Regions from separate parts of the Mus musculus genome. Here region 1 is linked to region 2. The links are chromatin loops, found by intact Hi-C in ENCODE. Cell type or tissue: left cerebral cortex. All regions are shown on one strand.

Region 1 (8,000 bases), 280 kb after region 2:
CCCTGTTCCTTTACTGATCAGTGTTTCTTGGTGCTTGGCCATTGATGGTGCTCGAGTGGGTCTCCCTATGGATCTCTCTCTAGACGAATGTTCAAGAGTGCCTGGGACAGGTACATGTAATAGAATTGCTGATACATCCATTCTCTCCATGTTTCAAACTAGAAGCATTTTACTACATGGAAAGCAATCTCTCTTGTTCATAACAGCTACTGAGCTTTTAACTATGTCCTACAGTTGCTAGGCAATGTGACAAGAAGACAGAATATCAGAGTGGGAGACAAGAGAGTATGCTAAAACCTCAGGCCCAAACTTGAATTATTCCTTCATCTTTACTACATCTCCCAGTCCTGGCTGGGTCTCTGTTATTTTGTTTTTGAAATATTTAAAATGCCTTTGCCCCACTTAAGATGCCAAGTAAAAGTATAAAAATGTGATTTACACAAGCAATCTTACTCAGAGAATTGCAGGAAGTCTTTGTACACAAATCAAGTGGCTGTAATCTATGGAGTAAGTTTAGAGAACTTGGAGTTTTCCTGATCACTAAGACTTACCTAATCCAGTCGTCTTGATGACGCACATGACAGTTGAAAGCACAGAGAGATTAAATGATTTATTTAGGTTCCAGAAGGATCTGTTGATACAGACTAAGAATTCCTTTGAAGAGAACATCTTTGTAACCCGCTGAAATCTGACATGAATAATGATGAGTCATTGGAAAGCCATACAGCGAGTTTTTTGTTCATTTCTTACTTGACCAGTATAATTCGTGACTGGACCATACCCCTTGTCCAAAATGAATTTTAAAAATCCATGTTTTGTATGTTTTTAAGATTAACTTTTTGGAGCTGGAGAGATGGGTCAGCACTTAAGAGCTTTTATTGCTCTTGCAGAGAACCTAAGCTTGGTTTCCAGAACCCACTTCTGGACACTCACAGCTGCCTAGGACCCCAGCTCTAGGGTATCTGATACCGCTGGCCTCTGAGGGCACTCACGCACACACACACACACACACACACACACACACACACACACACGATAAAATAAATCTTAGAGAGTTTTTCTTTTTTGATAGTTTCATACATGTATATACGTTTTCGTCATGGTTGCCCTCCTAGTGTCCTCTTGTGCCCCTCACTATTCCCTGGCAGTTCTGCTTTTATGTCTTTGTGTGCACGTGTGTATGCGCGCGTGCAAGTGCGCATGTGTCCCGAGTTTTCTTAGGCCTGTTTGCATGAGTGTGGGTGGGAAGTTATTTACTGGAGCATGGGCAGTTTATCCATGGCCATACCACTGACGAAAATGATACCTTTCTCCAGATATCATGAACTATCCATAGTCCCTCTAGGAAGGGGCGTGGCCCTGTGCACCCTCCCCTCTCCCATGATGAAAAGCTGACAGGTCCAATCTTATGCAGCCCTTATGTGGACAACAGATTGGTGGGTTAACGTCGATTTGGCTCTAAGGATTGAACTCAGGTTGTCAGACCTAGCAGTGAGCACCGCTAGCCCAGATGTTCTTCTGCCCCTCTCCATCCTCTGGCTCTTTCATTCTTTGTACTCCATCCTCTTGGGGTGGGGGGAGATCCTAAAGACCGTCTTGTGTTTAGCTATGAGTATGTGTGTGGGTGTGTACGTGTAAGAGAAGGTGCCAGTAGAGACACATTTGATCCCCTGGAGCTGGGGTTACAGCTAGTTGTGAATCACCCAGTATGGGGTAGGGACTTGAACTCGAGTCATTTGGAAAAGCAGATAGCTTAGCTACTTAGCCCCTTCTCCAGCCCCTTCTCCAGCCCCTTTATCGCCTGTCTTATGAGTACTATAGAAACACGTACTTGGGGAATGGAAACAACTCAATTGCAAGGTTGGTTAAAGGCCTTTTCTTGGGGATTTGGTCTGTGGTCTAGAGTACTGTATGTCTTTTGTGTATACATTTCAATCATGAGGTCTATAGGAGAACTTAGATCTTTTAAAACATGTGAGAGAACATGTTTAAATATTTTTTGTATTTTAAAAAGTTCTTGTTTTTTATTTTATGCATATGGGTGTTTTGCTTGCATGTATATCTGTGTGCCTGGTGCCCATGGAGGCTGGAAGAGGCTACCAGATCCTCTGACACTGGGGTTTCATGGTTGTGAACCACCATGTGGGTGCTGGGAGTTGAACCTAGATCCTTTTAGAAGAGCAACAAGTGCTTTTTAAAATTTGTTTGTTTTTTATTTTTTGTTTTTTGAAACTGGGTTTCTCTGTGTATCCCTGGCTGTCCTGGAATTCACTCTGTAGACCAGGCTGGCTTCGAACTCAGAAATCCACTACCTCTGAGTCCCAAGTGCTAGGATTAAAGGCGTGCACCACCACTTCCTGGCACAAGTGCTCATAATCACTAAGATATCTCCTAGTCCCTCTATTGGATTTTATGGATTTTATCCATAAACTTTTTAACTTTTTGTTTATGCTTAGCTGATTTTTTTTTTTCATCTTTAAGTACAAACTCTTCCTCTAAAGTGTTTTCCACAATTGTGGAATGTCTAAATTTCACATTTAACTAATTATATTGTATAATTAATTACTCTACCAAGCACATCTAGTACTAACAGATTAGAATGAGCACAGCTAACCTATGGCATGTAGCAGCCCCAGAGCATAGGGCCCTGCAGGCTGGGAGCATTGGGCTTGGCACAGCTGAGTCAGCCCAGTGGCAACTGCTCACAAGCACTTCGCTGTGTTGTTAGAGGCCTCATCATGAGACACAAGTACGTGTATACAGTAGCCCTGCTGCTGGGCAGGGTGGGCTCCTACTTACTCGGCATGATCAAGTTGCCCTGTTGGGGAAAGTCAAATATAACAGTGTCTTTGGGATTTCCTGGGTGCTTTTTAGCTCCTCCTGGTGCTTCCAGGATTGTATGCTGCAGTGTGATATGTTTCGCTTTAAAAGTTTGTTTAGAAAGCAGGTCTTATTAACACATACAAGCTGATTTTTTTAAAATCAGCCTTTTTTTTTTTTACCCCTGAAAATGCTTCTATACAATGTATCATCGAGAAATCTTTTAATACTCATTTCTATCAATATGATATGTAAACTTCGTATTGTACAGCTAAGCATTGGGGGCTGAATAGTTATTATATAATGTAAATTTATATGTAGTGTTTTAATGTTTAAGTTTATGACATTATGGCCTAAACAAGTAGTTTAAGGCTCTTCCCAAGGCTTAAGTAGGGATGTTCTTACTCGGAGCTTTGCACATGCTGGTCTTGTGTGTTGTAGGCGAATGGCTACAGCTCCTGGATACAGCGGGTGCTCAGTAAACACACTTGCAGCGTTACAAAGACGCATAAGTTAGAGCTTACACTACAGGAAACTAACCCCTGGAAACACTGTTTCTCAGGTGCCGCCCCCTCCCCACCCCTTTATTACTTCCTCTTGCCGACCTTCTTAGAGTGAGGAATCTGCCCACCTCTCTCATGGGAGCAAATTCTTAGATTACTCAAAAGTCATCTTTGGTAACCACATGCTGTGCCAAACCCACTGAGGCCACCCACGCTGTCACATTGTCCTCTGTTAAATCAGGAGGAGGGCGGTGCAAGGACTGTGAAGAGAGATGTGATTTTTTTCTTTTTTTCTTTTTTTTTTTTCCCATGGAGAGATGAGGGGTCAAAGGCGAGGGAGAGTATCATTTAATATTTTCTCCTTAACACAGGTGAGTAAGGAAATCTCTGACTATGAATTTTTAAGTTTATGCCTATGTGTTCCTCCAGGGAAGCCCGCGTGGAGCTCAGTTGAGCTCGTTGTAACTAGAAACGTTAAGTCTGGTATCCCTGTGGTTCCTCCTAGTTGCCTTGTATTCGTTTGACAAAGCCAAGCAGTGCATCGGCACAATGACCATCGAGATCGACTTCCTGCAGAAGAAGAACATCGACTCCAACCCTTACGACACCGACAAGATGGCCGCCGAGTTCATCCAGCAGTTCAACAACCAGGCCTTCTCAGTGGGGCAGCAGGTAGGCCCAGCCGCTCACTCCTTCCCTTTGTAGACCACCGAGTGCTGATGCCCAGGGTTCTGCTTTGGAAGAGCCAAGAGGAGGAGCTTTTCCTAGGAGAAAGAAGTTCCATGCAGATTGAAGGAGTGAGTTTGCTGACCCACCTGTTGGAGTCTGTTCAGAAAAGCCCTCACAGCTTTAGGAGGCCAGAGAGATGGCTCAGCAGTTAAGATGGCTGCTCTTCTGCAGGATCCAAGTTCAGTGCCCGGCACTCACAACTGCTGGGTACCTCCAGCTTCAGATCCAGAGCTCTCTTCCGGCCGGCCCCCAAGGGGCTGCACATGACACACGTACACATAGACATGAACATTTTTCAAAAAGCCATTGATGTCCTGTATTGTCACATCAGGTTTCCTCCCTGCAAATTTGGGAACCTGATAGAGATGCATAGTCTGAAATGGTTTCATTTTTCTCATCGTGGGACATGCGATTTGTTTCTGGGAAGCCTTCCTATGTCACTAGTATGTTTTTGTAGAAAGCAGAAGGTGGGGCTGGGGAGATAGTTCATAAGTCAGTAACGTGCCTGCCGAGCGAGCATGAAGACCTGAGTTTGACCCCCAGCACCCAGGCAGAAAGCCAGAGGTGGTGCAATATTTGTGCTTGTAGTTCTACAGCTGGGAAGGCAGAGACAGGAACCCTTGAGGCCCCGGGCCAGCTGGTGTAACCCAAACTGGTGAGCTCCGGGTTCAGTGAGAAACCCTGGCTCAAAAATAAGCGGGCTGGGGGATACTGTGGGAAGCCGTGGAGGTCTCAACTTTTGGTGGAGGGTGGTCTTCCAGAGATTTTTAAGAAAATTAAGTATGTATAAATCAAGTTCATCGCAGAGTCTCTGAACCTTAGTGTCACTGGACACTAACTCTCAGCAGCCAGTATTCACCAGCGCTGCCTCTTTTTACACTTGAGTTACTATCAGATGATGGATATCCTAGGAAAAACATTCTGTTTAAACATAAAGTATGCTTAGCTGTTAGAGTGCCGCCCAGCATGCATGAAACCCGAGCTCCACCACTAGGCCTAACACCAAAGAAAACCAGGTATGGTGAGTGTCTGTAATCCCAGCACCAGGGCAGCAGAGGCAGGAAGATCAGGAGTTGAAGGTTACCCATGCTCAGTTACAAAGGAAGTCTGAGACCAGCCAGGGTTACACCAGACCTTATCTCCAAAGAATTAAAAAGAAAGTATGAAGCCACACATTGTACAGGCACCCTGACTGCCAGAGCAGATGTTAGCATCTGGCTGTCCCCAGTAAAGCAATTTGCAGAAATGGGCTACCACCCCCTTTTTTGCCATTGCATTTTCATCTTAGAAAGTGATTTTACTTTAAATGGATACATCTAACTTTTTGTCCTCTAATCTCTAGAATGGCAAATCTCAGTAAATGCATTCCATCTAAGCTCTCTGGGTCCTCAAATGTTTAAAAGTAAATAGCAGATCCTGGGAGCAAGGTGTCTGGCATTGCCAAGTGCCCGCACTGCCATGGCTAAGGCTGCGTCTGTCCTGCCCTGAGGTCTCTGTCTCAGGAGATTACTAGAGAGAGAGCAGCAGTGGACGGCAGGAGCATCAGAGTGGACACAGTGCCACTTTTCAGTTTTCCTGATAAATCTAAAGGATAGCAGTCTAAAGTATTTATATATTATGAAATTAAACTTTTGCAGGCAGAAGCTGAACTGCTGATGTACAGGAACAAAATACAGTGTGTTTTAAAAGAAAGCCTAGCAATTAGCGCTGAGTGTAGTGGCACACACCTTTAATCCCAGCACTGGGGGGGCAGAAGCAAGTGGATCTCTGTGAGTTCCAGGCCAGCCTGGTCTACATAATGAGACCCTGTCTCAAAAGAAAGAAAGAAACAAACAAACCAACCCCCCCCCAAAAAAAGCAAAACAAATAAAAAAGCAAACAAACTAAACAAAGAAGAAAAAAAATAAATAAGAAAGCATTAGAATTAAAATGAACCTGGCTTCCTCCCCGATGAAGTTTGGGTCCAGAGAAGATAAGCAGCTGGTGGGCATCGAGGAGCCTTCTGGATGACCTAAGGCAGGCAGTAGCGGCTCGAGCACAGCCCCGGGGTCCCTCCACCTGAGAGCACGGGGCTCGCATGCTTCCTGCCGGTCAAACTAGAAAGTTCTACAGCACCAGAAACAGCATGTTCTCTGTTCCCTGCTGATCTGCCAGGCCAAAAATAGTGACTGGGATATTCTTTATGCTATTAAGTATTTATTTGACTCTTATCTAAGTCCCTAGCTGTGCATCCACGGGCACATGACCCTCCTGCTCCTGCCTCCCGAGTGCTGGGATTCAAGGTCTGCACCATTATTGCCCTGCTGGATCTCGGTTTTCTTACTAGTAGTTTTCCTAAGTGTTTGTGAGTGTCGACTGAGTCACCTCCCATCATACTAACACACAAGTTTCCTTTTCCTGTCACTGGGTCTGTGATGGTGTGACTGTGGAGTTGACCCAAGAAGGACTTTCAAAAGAAAACTGCTTTTTCACCTTTGGATGATGTAGTAGAAAGCCATTGCACCATGGGCTAACCTTTCTTCCCTTCCTTCTCTCTACAGCTTGTCTTTAGCTTCAATGATAAGCTCTTTGGATTACTGGTGAAGGACATTGAAGCCATGGATCCCAGCATCCTGAAGGGAGAGCCTGCATCAGGCAAAAGGCAGAAGGTAAGCCTTTTTCCTGGTCTTCATTAGGCAATCTTTTTGACATGACTTGCACAGGCTGATATGTTTCTGACTATTCGCCTGGGGTAGCTTTCCATACTGTGTGTTCTCCCTCTGAGTTCCTCACTCCTGCTGTAGCCAGTATTGCTGCTGGAATAGAAACCAAAGCACAGCTAACCGCAGATCTACTAATCTGCACTAGCTGAACACCGCCATCTAGAATATGTCAGAGACTGGCTGTGAAGACAGACCTTGCCATGTCGGGATTGTGCGAGATGGCTGTGAGGAAAGCAGACGTAACTCAGATGACTGGTTGCCATGTTTGCTTTGTACTGAAAAACTTCATTTCTCCCTCGAGTCTAGCCTTGCTTTGAAATGCCTATAGCGTACTAATTATCATCTCTCTGTACAGATTGAGGTAGGCCTGGTTGTTGGAAACAGTCAAGTTGCATTTGAAAAAGCAGAAAATTCGTCGCTCAATCTTATCGGTAAGATGCACAGTTTTAGAAAATTTCAAATGAAGTGGCAATGCCTCTGATATTGCGTATGAGTTGTGTAAATGGTTTTCAGGTGATAGAGAAAGGAGACCCTTCCTTAAGGCTTGTTCTGTCACAAGCGCTGATTGATATACAATCTCAAGCCTTTAGCTGGAGTGCCCAGTTCACCTGTAACAATGTGAAACACATCGGCACATTTTAATTTCCTGTGCTCATAGCCAGACTTAAAACAATTAAAAAGAAATAATGACATTTCTTGGTTTGAAATTCTAAGATAATTTTGGGCTCACAAAGATTTGTATATGTGGCTGGGCAGTGATGGCTCACGCCTTTAATCCCAGCACTCGGGAGGCAGAGGCAGATGGATTTCTGAGTTCGAGGCCAGCCTGGTCTACAAAGTGAGTTCCAGGACAGCCAGGGCTACACAGAGAAACCCTGTCTCAAAGAAAAAAAAAAAAGATTTGTATATGTGGCTCACAGAATCCCAGTAGCTGTTGCCAGTTTCCCCTAGTGTGAACATCATACAGTGCAGTTACCCAGACAGATTCTCATGGGTCCATTGCTGCTGCCCAGCCTCCTGTCTTAGCTTGGATTCCATCATCTTTCCCATCAAGCCCTTTCTCTCTCCCAGGTCTCATTCCCGACCATCTCACCCCACACATAGCTTCTCTGTGTGAGTCCTCTCCCGGCTCTGATGGCTCCTCAGAATTTCATTATCTTTTGTGACCTTCAGCACTGGTCAGCCCCCCAGCTAATTGCCGTGTTAAACGCAGAATCGTCCGTCACTGTTCTTTAGTGATCCGTTG
Region 2 (8,000 bases):
GACTAGGCCATCTTTTGATACATATGCAGCTAGAGTCAAGAGCTCCGGGGTACTGGTTAGTTCATATTGTTGTTCCACCTATAGGGTTGCAAATCCCTTTAGCTCCTTGGGTAATTTCTCTAGCTCCTCCTTTGGGGGCCCTGTGATCCATCCAATAGCTGACTGTGAGCATCCACTTATGTGTTTGCTAGGCCCCGACAAAGGGTTCTTTATTCTTTCTTTTTGATATTATTATTATTATCATCATTATTATTTATGATGTATAAGGAGGCACATGAACCAATGAGAACATGTGGAAATCAAGCTCACCTCATCAGATTTGCACAAACTGAGACACAGAGTCATTTCACTGGCCTGACCTTTTTTTTTTTTTAAAGAAAGATTCTTGCTATATAGCTCAGGTTAACCTTAAACTGGATACCCTCCTGCCTTTACCTTCCAAGTGCTGGGACTACTGATTTGTGACTCCATGGCCAGCCTCCAGAGGGTCAGAACGCAGTTGTACAGCCATATATGGTGGCACACACCTGCTAATTCTGGCTCCTAGGGAAACTGAATTCTGAAGGATGATTTGAGCCCAGATGTTGGAGGCCAGATCGGGGAGCAGTCTTGCATCTTTAAAAAAAACAGGAGCACGGGTGGGGGATCGGGATGGAGATGTGGCTCAGTTGGTAGAGTGCTTGTGTGCACAAAGTCCTGAGTTCAAGCATAGCCAAGCCAGGTGGCGCACACCTATAACCCCAGAACCCTGGGCAGGAGCAGGGGATCAAAAGCTCAAAGTCATCTTTGGTTGTCTACATAGAGAATTTGAGGCTAGGCTGGGCTATCAGACCCTAGAGAGAAAAGGAGGGTGAAGAAAGGAGGGGGGATGAAATGAGGCGAGAAAGAGAAGAAGAGAGAGAGGAGAGATATTTGTGCTCCCACCCTTCTACTTTGGTTAGACCCTCTCAGTCGGGAACCCGTCGGAAGTTTCTCTCCAGGACCTTGGACAGTACCCAGCGCTGGCCGACTGGCGGGACCACAGTTCAACTAAGATTCAGTGTGGGAACCCGACAAAGTTCTGGGTCAGTGGAGAGCAGTGTGTGTGTGTCAGGAGGGTAAACACGTAAGACCCACATAAGAATCACGTAGGTGCTCAGGGGCTCCTGGGAGGTAGCTTTGGCCAGGGCAAGAGACTGATCCTGGAGGCTTTAAAGCCCAGGCTGAGGGGTGAGGATTTGGGCAGGCACTGAAGAGATGTGACAGACATTAGCTGTATTATTTTCTTTAACAAGGATTCTAATGGTGGAGGAAATGGGAGGCACCTAAAAATAGGCTTTACTTTGTTGTTTCGAGACAGTTTCTCACCCTGTAGTCCTGACTGGCCTGGAACTTGCTATGTAGATCAGGCTGGCCTTGAACTCACAGAGATCTGCCTGCCTCTGCCCATCTGAGTGCTGGGGTTAAGGGTGTGTGCCAGCGCGCCTAGCTGGGCTTTGCATTTTAAAAAGTTGAACACATAATTGCATGTGCTTGTGAGGTCTGCATGACGTCTAGGTACATGCATATGATGTGCATATGATCAATTTGGAGTGATTAGCGGCATGTTTATCAGTTCAAACAGTTATCATTTCACTGTGATGAGGACATTTAAAGATTCTTCTTGGTATTTGGAAATATGCAATCTATTAGTAATGTAATTACCCTCCGTGCCAGAGAATACCATTTGTAACTTGGTACCCATAGTCCCGCCTCTCTTCAGGGCCCCTCTCTCCTTCCATCTTTAACAATGGAAAGGATGTGATAGAGCCCAGAGAGTTTCCCAGGGTAGGGCTCGCAGGAGACAGTAACTGACTACATACTCTAAGCTATGGGATGAGAAACGTTCCCTTAGCATACCAGAGTATGGAAATTAAAGTCCAGCCTCACAGGAGCTTCAAGAGACGGAGACAGCTTTCCCTCACGCCAGGTTAGCAGAGCTGCTGCTGGGAGTGGTTTCCATCTCTTCTAGGATTTAGCTCACAAAGAGAATCCGAACACACCACGTGAAAAGTAGTCTAGTTAAAGTGTGTCGTGAGCTTTAAAGATGTTTGCATCTCCAGTTCTCTGGAAATGAAACCACCAGATCCATCTTACAAAAATCGTCTGGTGCTGTAGTTTACAGTAACCTGATTTGCAAAATATTTGAACAAACATTTCTTCAAAGAAGATTTGCAAGCAGCTACAGAGTACAGATAAGATGCTTAGAGGCACTGTCCCGAGACAGAGGAAAATCAACACTGTAACGGACAGCACCTTGCACCATAGTTTGCTGGGCGACTTTGGGCAAGCTGCTTTCTCTCTGTCCACAGCTCTGGAGAGTTCTGGAAGACCTCTGCAAACACCATGATTTAGAAACCCTCCTCTAGTCAAGTCTTGTGGGTGGGGTCCTCCTAGGAGGGGCCAGGAGTGAGTCTTGGGTTTTTTAGGAAACATCACATCAGGAAACATTCCAGATGAGGGAAAGAGTTCCTGGACCAGAGGTACAAAGATATAGCATGCACTTGAAAATACTGCACGGGGTCTCTCACTTGGAATCCTGGCACTCCAGAGGCTGAAACAGGAGGATGCCCCATTCGAGGCCAGTCTGAACTACATAGTGGCATCCTGTCTCAATAGCAACATTGGTAGGAGGTTTGTTTAGGATCAAAATTAAGTATCACAACATACTAGTCCTGTGAGTTTGGAGATACGCACAGTAGGGCAGGTGCTGGAGGTGCACACACTAGGGCAGGTGCTGGTGCTGGTCCTGTGGAGATGCCTCCCTCTTAAGAACACCAGTTCACTGTGGTCTGTGAGACCCATATGGAGGATCTTTAGGTGTTTCAGATCTTGAGGCCATGGTGTAGTTACTTCGTCTCAGAACCAGAATGCTTTTCCAAGGGCATTTTCACTTCCTCACAAATCAGATCCTAAAGGGTCAATGCTGGACCACTGCAGACACCAACTCTCTATCTCTACCCAATGGAATTATTCTAAAACCTGCCTGCAGTTATCACATTGACCAGAAGGTGGCAGCACAGGAACACGCAAGCATCAGCTGTGACCGATTAAAAAGCAGCAATGGTCTAATTGTTCTGGTAACCTACCACAACGCCTCCTTCTGGTAGCAGCATACACTGTCTATAAACTGCCTCCCGGGAATACGGATACCAGGCATGCTCGGTACTGTCTGGGAAACCTGCTAACCTGGATGGTGTGTGACGCACCACCTGTCATTCTCAGTTGTCAAAAGCATATACGAGTGTGTGTCTGTGCTCCTCATCTAACGCAAAGCACAGGTAGGCATCACCAGTCCAGTTTACTGATGGGAAAGCGGGCTCAAAGGGAAGATCCCATTCATCCAAAGCCTCATGTTAATAAACGTAGTGCTGGGCTTTACCATCAGTTCCGGGAGACTTGGGTGCAGCTATGTTCTCCCTCACTGGGGAGGTGCCGGAGGTGTCACATCTCAAGCAGGCAACACCTTCTCACTAAGCACGCAGGGCTGGTGGTGTCCATATCTACCGAGGGGAATGACGTAAGGAGGCTATGGGCCCAGACTTTTCCTGGAGTGGGGAGAGGAGGCAAATGTTTTCAAAGGAGGCTGAGGACGAGAGTTGGTTCCACATGTGGGACTGGGAGAGGTTGGTGCCCCGATTCGAGCCCCTTTCCTGCAATGTGAGCATGGGTGGGCCCTGACATTTTCTGGGCTCTCCTCAGGTGAACAAGAACATCCCGCAGGCTGGGCAGTGATGGTGCACACCTTTAATCCCAGCACTTGGGAGGCAGAGGCAGGTGGATTTCTGGAGGCCAACCTGGTCTACAGAGTGAGTTCCAGGACAGCCAGGCTACACAGAGAAACCCTGTCTTGAAAAAAACAAACAAACAAAAAGATAATAATAATAATAATAATAATAATAATAATAGTAATAATAATAGTAATAATAATAAAAAAGCATCCCACAGGTCCTTGCTGCCTCTCTTCCAGGGAATCTAGACTTCTAACACCAAACTCATTAAAAGGAATGAGTCCAAGACCTATGGAGTGCTTACTGCTTACTGGGATTAAATGAGGCTCCTGGGAGATGTGAATCCAGCCCTATCATGGAGACAGGCTCTTGCCCTGGCTCCTCCTTCAGGTTTACAAGCTGACTCTCCTAGAAGCAGAGGTCAGATGGGTCCAGGAGCCCACATGCAAGGAAGTGGGGACAGGCTGCAGCTGGGGAATCCATCAGACATGACCCAGGCCTGAACCAAGCAAGAGTTTGAGTAAAGGAGTTAGAGGAGGCCCCACAACGTGGCTAAGCCCTGGTGTTAGTGTGGTCATTAGCTTGTTCTCCATGTGCCAGGCACGTGGGTGTCTGCTCTGACATTCTTGGAGCCCCCACCTGTTCATGAGCTAGGGATGGCCTAGTGATGAAGGATCAGCTCTGAGGGGAACAGGTTAGAGCTTATGTGTATGTGTGTATGTGGTAAAGTGTGGTATGGGTGTGTGTGTATGGCAAAGTGCGTACCAAGGGATGTGTGCTGGGTACAGGTTTGTGTGTGTGTATGTGTGTGTCTGTCCATGCATGTATAGTGTAGTATACATGTATGCTTGTGTATATATTTGAAAAATCACATAGTACAATAGTCATGTTTGATTGTGTGCCCTTGTGTGTGTGTGTGTGTGTGTGTGTGTGTGTGTGTGTACATGATCAGTAGCCTGTGTCTTTGTTTTTCCAGTAGCCAGTGGAAGCTGCCAGCTCTAGGATGCTCTGGAACGGTGTGTCTCAGTCCAGCTACTTAGGCCAGTGGGTAGGCAGTAGACTTGCAAAGTGAGGCAGACCAGGCACATAGAAGAAGGCCTCTGGGTAGAAGCAGAGCCTCTCAAGAGTAGCAACTGGAACCCTGAGATTTCTGACTGTGCCAAGCATGGCTCAGCTCATTCCCACCACTACCCAGCATGATGGTTTAACACTTAACACAGACCCCAGGCCCTGTAGTGTTATTTTGTCCACAAAGTCCCAGCTAGCAAGAGGGAACATTTATCTACTCCACAAGTGACTGACAACTGACTTCTTGAGCATCTTGATGTCATGATATTCTAGGAGTGATGGTTTTCAACCTGTGAGTCACGACCCCTTTGGGGGTCAGACAACCTGTTCACAGGGGTTGCAAATCACATATCCCACCTATCAGGTATTTACATTACGATTCACCATAGCAGCAAGATTACAGTTAAGAAGTAGCAACAAAATAATTGTATGGCTGGGGTTCGTCTTACGTTTCTATTTGTCTTGGAGTTTCTATCGCTGTGACAAAACACCATGACCAAAAAGCAAGTTGGGGAGGAAAGGGTTTATTCAGCTTACATTTCTACATTGCTGTTCATCACCAAGGAAAGTCAGGACAAAACAGAATGCAAACAGGACAGGAACCGGAAGCAGAAGCTGATGCAGAGGCCATGGAGGGGTGCTGCTTGCTGGCTTGTTCCACATGGCTTTCTTATAGAACCCAGGACCACCAGCCCAGGGGTGACAAGTCTCACAATAGGCTGGGCCCTCCTCCTTCCCAACTGGCCACTAGTTGAGAAAATGCCTTACAGTCTCTCATGGGGGCATTTCCTCAACAAGAGCTCCTCCCTCTCTGATGACTTGTGTCAAGTTGACACAGGACTAGCCAGTATAACTGATCCCTGGTTAACCTGACACACTAACACATTGCTTTGTTTTTAAAAATTATTTATTTTTAGTTTTGTGTTTTGCCTGCATATGTGTCTGTGTTGAGGGTGTTGGATCTTCTGGAACTGGAGATACAGCCTTGTGGGTGCTGGGAATCGAACTCGAGTCCTCTGGAGGAACATCCATTGCGCTTAACCACTGATCCATGTCTACAGCCCAATATATCACTTTCAGGCCACAACCTTTCTTTTCTTATTCACCCTAAGATCTCACATTAAAAATATACATTACTTTAAAAGCCCCACAGTCTTCACAAATTTAACCATATTACAATTTCAGTCCCTTTAAAATAGCTAATTTCTTTTAAAATACAAAGTCTTTTAAAATTTAAAGTTTCTCAATTATGGGTGCCAGTAAAATAAAAAAATAAATAAACCAAATGTTTTACCCCAAGAGGGAAAAATTAGGGCACACTCACAATCAAATCAAAGCAAAATCAAACACCAACTGTCCAATGTCTGGGATCCACTCCCTATCTTCTGGGCTCCTCCAAAGGGCTTGAGTCATTTCTCCAGCTCTGCCCTCTGCAGCACACACATCTTGTCTTCTAGGCTCTGGCTGGATCCACTCCACTGCTGCTGCTGTTCTTGGTGATCATCCCATTATACTGACATCTCCAAAACCCCAGGGTCTTCTGCTGCAACTGGGCTGTACCTTCACCAATAGCCTGTCACAGACTCTCTTCATGGTACCAATTCTCAACGCTGCATGACCCCTTCAGTCCCCTTCAAATAACACTGAGGCTGTACCTTCACCAGTGGCCTCTTCTGGTCTCTCACAGTGCCAGGCCTCAGCTGTTCTCCATGTTCATCATGCCTTCAAAACCAGTCTTGGGTGACTCTTACACTACCAACTTTGGCTGCTAGCACGAGTTACAACGTTGGCCAATTCTTAAACACAGATGTTCTGTACTCTCTGAAAACACTTCCCAGAAGATTTCACGCCAACGATGCTGGTCTCTTCTCAGTCACTACTAATTTCTTAGCTCCAGCTCACCAGCATCAATTGTCCCAGTAGTGCAAAGGTTCAACTTCAGTGGTGGTGTTGTCTTGTTAATTCTGGCTGTCTCTTCATCCACAGCTGACCAGAACAACAGAATCTTAATTCAAAACAGCAAATAGCCATGATAGTCTTTAAATTTTCTTCTAAACCTTTACAAGCCAGGCCTCCATCTCCTGCACTGCTCTCAACATTCTTGTCTTCCAAGCTCCTAAAAAAATCATCTCACCGAGCTCTTAACGCTCAATGGCTTTTCTAGCCCAAAGTTCCAAAGTCCTTCCACAATTCCCCCCAAACCATGGTCGGATCAGGTCTGTCACAGAAATATCCCATTCCTGGTACCAATTTCTGTCTTAGTTTTATTGCTGTGATGAAACACCATGACCAAAAAGCCAGCTGGTTTTCAGCTTACACTTCCACATTGCTGCTCATCACCAAAGGAAGTCAGGACAAAACAGAACTCAAACAGGGCAGGGACCTAGATGCAGGAGCTGATGCAGTGGCTATGGAGGGGTGCTGCTTACTAGCTTGCTCTGCATGGCTTGCTCAGCCTGCTTTCTTATAGAACCCAGGACCACCAAGCCCAGGGATAGATGTCCCACAATGGGCTGGACTTGTCCCCATTGATCACTAATTGAGAAAATGGAAAATGCCTTATAGTTGGATCTCACGGAGGCATTTCTGAAGCTTCTTTCTCTCTGATGGCTCTAGCTTGTGTCAAGTTAACACAAAACCAGCCAGTACAGGGTCATCACAATATGAAGAACTGTATTCTTCCAGGGTCGAAGTATTAGGAAGGTAGAGAACCACTGTTTTAGAATACAGGGCATGAATGGCTATTGATGGCTTAGAGATGCGGGCTCAAATCCTCCTTCCCAGTGATTGGTTAGTAAAGCTGGATGAAGCCTGAGGCTCTGGGGATAGCCTTGTGGCCTAGGGCCCTAGTAGGGAATTAATGTATGAGGAACTGGCTGGAAGTATGAGCCAAGTCAGGGGTTGGGGGACTACCCTGGGTTCTGAACCTTAAATTCTGGTCTCTGTCCTCCCACCAGCTAGCCTGGATGCATAGAGGGACCAGGATTCAGTTCTCAAGAGGTTCAACCTGAGGCAGAGAGGCAGGAGCCCTTCAAACCCATAGGTGCCTGGTCCCACTCTGGCACACTGGGTCAGAATATGTGGCTCAAGGACTTTTATTTTTCAAATGTGCCCCTAGCTGAGTGACTGATATATAGCTGAGCCTGTGTGTCTGTGTTTGAGCACCCCAGGCTGCAACAGCTA

What was found. A loop is a pair of places that touch in the nucleus more often than their neighbours do. Peaks named below come from ENCODE experiments on the same cell type or tissue, not always from the same donor. Only the 100,000 strongest peaks of a DNase experiment are listed, where the experiment ranks them.
Region 1: a loop joins it to region 2, with 3 times the contacts of the local background. A loop is called at or near these places in 2 of 42 quality-filtered maps.

Annotation. Positions count from the first base shown.
Region 1 is chr11:103,912,501-103,920,500 of GRCm38, reverse strand. It overlaps Nsf (N-ethylmaleimide sensitive fusion protein), which reads left to right. Exons shown (of 21, transcript NM_008740.4): 5 at 3,829-3,995; 6 at 6,593-6,700; 7 at 7,110-7,185. Among named protein-coding and RNA genes, the nearest start is that of Nsf, 38 kb to the left of the region's middle. In left cerebral cortex, no CTCF peak of the experiment used is centred here; DNase peaks (open chromatin) are centred at 293 and 3,499.
Region 2 is chr11:104,191,063-104,199,062 of GRCm38, reverse strand. It overlaps a transcript of Sppl2c not described here. Among named protein-coding and RNA genes, the nearest start is that of Sppl2c, 8.7 kb to the right of the region's middle. In left cerebral cortex, a CTCF peak has its summit at 3,038 (motif pointing right); a DNase peak (open chromatin) is centred at 3,043.